Linked DNA regions of Homo sapiens: region 2 is linked to region 1. The links are chromatin loops, found by intact Hi-C in ENCODE. Cell type or tissue: heart left ventricle. All regions are shown on one strand. Each heading gives the region's core, and the rest is flanking DNA. Links, peaks and the distances in the headings are about the cores only.

Region 1 (2,918 bases), core at 193-2,692:
CCTACTTGCCTTCCCTCATCAGCTACTCAGTGCCCTCTCCTTGCCCAAGTCACCAGTCAAAATAAACTACAACCTGCCCTAATTCTTCACACCCATGCTGCTCTCTCTGCCTGAAATATCCTCCATGCCCCTACCCACCCCAGCCCTCTATCCAAACAGCATACAGCAAGCACTTGCCTGCTATGTGCCAGGCTTTCTGCCACGCTGCCAGGCCCTTGGGATACAGTGAAGAAAGAGATGAGGAGGCCAGGCATGATGGCTCATACCTGTAATCCCAGCACTTTGGGAGGCCAAGGTGGGAGGATCGCTTGAGCCCAAGAGTTCGAGACCAGCCTGGCCAACATGGCAAAACAGTGTCTCTACAAAAAATACAAAAATTAGGCGGGCATGGGGGCACACACTTGTAGACTCAGCTACTTGGGAAACTGAGGCAGGAGGATCACTTGAGCCCAGGAGGCAGAGGTTGCAGTGAGCCATGATTGCACCACTGCACTCCAGCCTGGGCAAAAGAGCCAGACCCTATCTTAAAAAAAAAAGATAGAGAGAGAGAGAAATGAGGGAGGAAAGGAGGGTGCCCACCTTACTGAGCTTATAGGCTAATGCCACAAACTGCCATTAATTAAGAGGCACACATCTGCATACATATGTCCTAGCCTTTCCTCAAGGTTCATCCCAATGTCATCGATATCACAAAGACTTTCTGCAGTCCCTCCTTCCCTCCCTTCTCCTACCCTCCCTCCATGTGTGCAAGCACTTCTGCGGGGCACCCTTGCTCTTGCCCTCTTCTCGGATTTCTATACTTACCTCATCTGCCTGGATTAGACGGCAACCTGCCCCAGGGCAGCAAACAGAGTGTTAAATCCTAGTCCTGCTTCTTCCCAGTGACTTCACAGAGCCCCAGTTTCCCCATCTGTAAAGCTCTTAAGATTGGTATGAGTATTAAGTGGGATAAACATATGCAAAGAACCCCCGAGGAACTGCTATGGCGATTCCTTCCGGAGTGAAAACAATTTTCTATGAGCATAGCCATGGAGATCTGTGTTCAGCGATGGTCTGAATAATCTGCATTATGTCTTTGTGTAAAGGTCAAAACAAATAAGTCTCCCTGGGAGAAACCCAGAAAGTGTGTTCTCTAAAAGCTTTGCTGGCAGTCCAGGAAGGGAAGCCCTGAGCAGATCCCCTCTCTCAAGGCCACAGCCAACCCAGACGGGACTATTACAAAACATGTCACGCCAGGATTCTCTCCGTCATGGAGCGGGTCCAGTTTCATTAAGCAAATAGCTCCACAGACAGTCTAACTGACAGGAGGGCACTGGCGCAGCCTTGTTAAAAGTCCGGCTCCTCCCCGTCGTGCCAAGCTCTCTGGGTGCTCATCTTCAGGTGGCCCAACCACACTGACAAACATTTGATAAACGAATAAAACTGGGGCAAAAGATCCATTTTGAAAGTACTCACAGGATATTAAAAGAAAGCCCTATTGCAGCTCTTACTGTGGCCTAAATGATTCATGGAATTGTGTTTTTATGACCCAAATAAAATGTTTAAGGGCACAGAGGAACTAGTGGGAAGTGATCACCAAGCTGAAATGGCCTCATCAGATAAAGTCCTCAGGGGGACTTAGGGAATGGGACAAAGGAGAACGCAGGGCCACTCCAGTCCAGTTCGGGCTCAGAGGAAACATCCACCTGTCTGGTGTGAACAGGCCCAGCTCCTAAGGGTGTTCTCGGCCGGCTGGCAGGACCCTAACAGGGGAAATCAGGCAAGCCTTAAATTTGCACTGGCCCAGGCTTAGTCTATTCAGAACATCAGAATAGTTCAGTGACCCTGAACTCAACATATAAAAGAATTATATATATATATATATAAAATTATAAGCTAGCTTCTCTCTAAAAAAAGTCATCAGCAATTAATATGTTAGGTCTAATACTAATACCGTTTTTCTTCTCTATTTTCTTTTTGTTGTTGGCGGTTATGTAATCTTGGAACTGGATTTTTAAAAATCTTTTAGCATATATCTCAGGAGGGTCAAAAACCATGTACTGAGCCATTGCCTCTGGCATCACATGGGCTGATAGCTATTTATGATGTGTACACTTAGCTAAGTCACATACTGGTACAATTACCAGGAAAAAAGTATGTGTGTGGAGGGTGGCTCTCTTGTTCCTGGTCACTGCTATTTCCTTTACCCAGAAGTCCAGTGCTCCCTCTGGAAAGATGGGAGCCAGCCAACTGGAAGACATCAAAACAGTCACCATTTTCACAGCACATGCCATGTCACTGTTTGATAAAGTCTCCATTTGAAAAGGACACTCGTCAAGGCCGATAAAGGCCACCAGCTGTGCTTTGGATCATGAGTGGGGGTGTCTGTGTGCATGTGTGAGCACACACACTCGGTCCTGATGCTATTACCAAAACCTGCCCTTCAGAGTACCACAGTCACACAATCTGAGAATTTTTAGAGCTAAAGAGACCCTGGGGTCACCCAGTCAACTCCTCCCGTTGTAACCAGGACAAAACAGTCCCGTGGAGGGTAAGTGGTTTGCCCAGGACTCTGCAGGTAGACAGCTGCTCCTGAACATCACGGCCCAGGCTGAACTCTCAGAGCCCTAAGCCTCTGGTTTTATCTTGGTCACTACTTTTGTAATCTTTTTCTTTCTTTATTTAGTGAATACCTATGAGTTTCCACCTTTAGGCAAACGGAAAGCATTATTCAAGGGGGCTACAATTTTTTTTATTTAAACTACCCTTCTTTCGATATCAGAAAAGATACATAATGATATTTGGTATTTAGCTTGCAATCATGTGTCCACATCATCAGAATCAAAGCAATTAATTATAAGAGCCAACTTAATTCAATTATAAATTCTTATTACCTAAGTAAGTCTCAAGAAATAGAGTGATCGTGCCAGCACTGTGCT
Region 2 (2,918 bases), core at 307-2,806, 100 kb after region 1:
GGGGGCAATCCTATAATTTATTTAACAAAGCTCTCATGCATATTTCTTTCATTTCCATCCTTTTGCAATTATTAACAGCATTGTTGGAGACATCCTTGTAGCAAATCTTTGCAACTCCTTAACCATTTCCCTGCACAGATTCTCAAAGGGCATGGACATTCCAAAACTTCTGATACATTTTGCCAGATTGCTTTCCAGAAAATAATCCTGTAATTTTTCCAGTGTTTGCCAGTTTTATAGGTGATGAATCAATCATTAGGCTATTGTTTTAATTTGTCATGAGGTTGAAATTTTTTCATGAATTTCTTAGACACTCGAATTTCTTGTTTTTAAAATCTTCCTATTCATAATCTTTGCCCCCTTTTTAAACAATGGGATATCTAGAGCTTTCTTGCTTATTTACAGAGGTCCTTATACGAATAAGGATATGAACTTTTGTGATCCATCGTACAAATATTTTTGTTATTTGCCTTTTGCTGCAATATGGTGTTTTGCCTTAAGCTCAGAATCAGTTAGGAATGAATTTAACTTCAGGAAATAGAAAACTCAGCTCCACTCTCTTAAGGGGGACTTATTATCTCATGTAACAAGCATCTCATAGAGAGGCAGCTGTTGGACCTGATTCAGACAGTTGACAATGTGACAGCTCACGTCCCTGTCCTCTCGTAGCCCCTCCCATTTGTTACCTTATCATCATTAAATGGCCGCTGCAGAACTAGCCACCAGGTCTGTGTTCCAGGCAGAAGGAAGAAGAGTGGAGGAAGAGACAAGACCAGCCGACCTTTGCTTATGTCTTATTGGCCAGAACCGATTTCATGGCCACTCCCAACAGTTAGGAAGAGGCTGGCAAGGGCGAAGGAGGCATAGGATTAAGTGAGCAAACTTAATCTGTCTGCTGTAGAGCAGTGTTAAGACTTTATGTAGTCAAACTGACCTACATTTATTTCTTCGGTTTCATGCTTTAAAAGTTCTTCCCAACTTATTTACCAACTTATTTCGGTAGATATTCATCTATATTTTTTCCATTATTTTTATTGTTTCATTTTGTCCCCAAATCCTTTTTGAACTTTCTCCTCTGATTTGAAATACTCCACTTCTTCACTAAGCTATGAGATGCACTGAAGTGCGTTTTGGCCGGTACTATTCTGTTCTGCAGATCTAGATTCCTATTCTGTGCTATAGCTAGTACTTTAATTAATGCAAAGTACCATGCATTTTAACATTGTGAGGCAAGTCCCTCTCATCATAGTGCTTTCTCAACAAAATGTTGACCTTTCTTGAATGTTTATTATTCAGATGAATTTTGAATCATTCTAACAAGGTTTAAAAGTAATCTTATTTGAGGCAGGGCATGGTGGCTCATGCCTGTAATCTCACCACTTTGGGAAGCCCAGGCAGGTGGATCACCTGAGGTCGGGAGTTCAAGACCAGCCTGGACAACATGGTGAAACCCTGTCTCTACTAAAAGATATAAAAATCAGCCAGGCATGGTGGCCCGCGCCTGTAGTCCCAGCTACTTGGGAGGCTGAGGCAGAATCGCTTGAATCCGGGAGGCGGAGGGCGTAGTGAGCCTAGATGGCGCCATTGCACTTTAGCCTGGGTGACAAGAGTGAAACTTCATCTCAAACAAAACAAAACAAAACAAACAACAACAACAAAAGAAGATCTTATTTGGATTTTAACAGGAATTGCATTACATTTATAACATAAAGGAGAAGAATTAACAACCTGTGTGATTAAGACTTCTAGGCCGGGCGTGGTGGCTCATGCCTGTAATCCCAACACTTTGGGAGGCCGAGGCGTCCGATCACGAGGTCAGGAGTTTCAGACCAGCCTGACCAACACGGTGAAACCCCGTCTCTACTAAAAATACAAAAAAATTAGCCAGGCATGGTGGCGTTCGCCTGTAATCCCAGCTACTCAGGAGGCTGAGGCAGGAGAATCGCTTGAACCTGGGAGGCAGAGGTTGCAGTGAGCCGAGATCACACCACTGCACTCCAGCCTGGGCGACAGAACGAGACTCCGTCTCAAAAAAAAAAAAAAAAAAAAAAGGAAAAAAGAAAAAAGAAAAGACTTCTAGGGCAGAAGCATGATGGAGGCAAGTCTTCTTGTTTATGTCAGTAAAGTGTTGTGATCATCACATAGTGGATTTCTTCCCCTCTGTTTTGTATTTTAATGGGGTATAGCTAATGTATAGAAAAGTTGAAACTTTTATTAAGATTTCTTTTACAGCTGGAAACTTCACTGAATCCTCAATCATTCTAAACGTTTTTCCTTACTTATTATATGTCCAATTAATCTGCCAGAACCTCCAAGAGGGGGGTGTCCCCTGCAACTTTGATTGTTATCTGGCTTCCCATTATGGTTCTTTTGCCATATTTTTCATTATACTATATTAAGCTGGCATTCACTCATGAGCCTAATTAACGTAATTTTTCCCCTGAGAGATAAATCTACTCTTGCTCTGCTGACAAAAGAAAGTTTCAGAGACAGCGGAGCTGAGCTGGCCCATGTTGTGTGGCATAAGCCACCTTGCAAGTTCTAACCTGTCCCTCAGTGGAGGAATGTCTTCTACATCGCTTTGTACATATTAATACAAAAAAATGTATTTATGAACCTCTGTTGTAGAGGTATATTTGTTGACATACAAAGATGTTCATTTTTTGCTCAGAAAGTACCTAATTCCATTTTGGGGACATTTCAAATTTTTAAAAGTTCTCATGTGTAGAGACATGATCTACCCAATATAACTTCTCTCTGTGCCTCCTGAGAGAGGCATCAGCTTCCCAATTCTTCTCTCTCCAACCTAAATATATCTCCCTCAATGATTTCTTCTTAGATAAGCTGGCTAAGACTTCTCACCCTCCTTGTCACTCCCCTTCGCCTGCCTGCTCTTGGAGGACGCTTCCTCCACAGTG

What was found. A loop is a pair of places that touch in the nucleus more often than their neighbours do. Peaks named below come from ENCODE experiments on the same cell type or tissue, not always from the same donor. Only the 100,000 strongest peaks of a DNase experiment are listed, where the experiment ranks them.
Region 2: a loop joins it to region 1, with 2.0 times the contacts of the local background. A loop is called at or near these places in 10 of 110 quality-filtered maps.

What each region holds. Positions count from the first base shown.
Region 1 is chr6:157,433,166-157,436,083 of GRCh38, reverse strand. The region is part of intron 1 of ZDHHC14 (zDHHC palmitoyltransferase 14); the gene reads right to left. Among named protein-coding and RNA genes, the nearest start is that of ZDHHC14, 53 kb to the right of the region's middle. In heart left ventricle, for the core only: no CTCF peak of the experiment used is centred there; a DNase peak (open chromatin) is centred at 1,269; H3K27ac peaks cover 2,220 bases.
Region 2 is chr6:157,333,766-157,336,683 of GRCh38, reverse strand. No RefSeq gene overlaps it. Among named protein-coding and RNA genes, the nearest start is that of TMEM242-DT, 12 kb to the right of the region's middle. In heart left ventricle, for the core only: a CTCF peak has its summit at 1,571; no DNase peak of the experiment used is centred there; H3K27ac peaks cover 863 bases.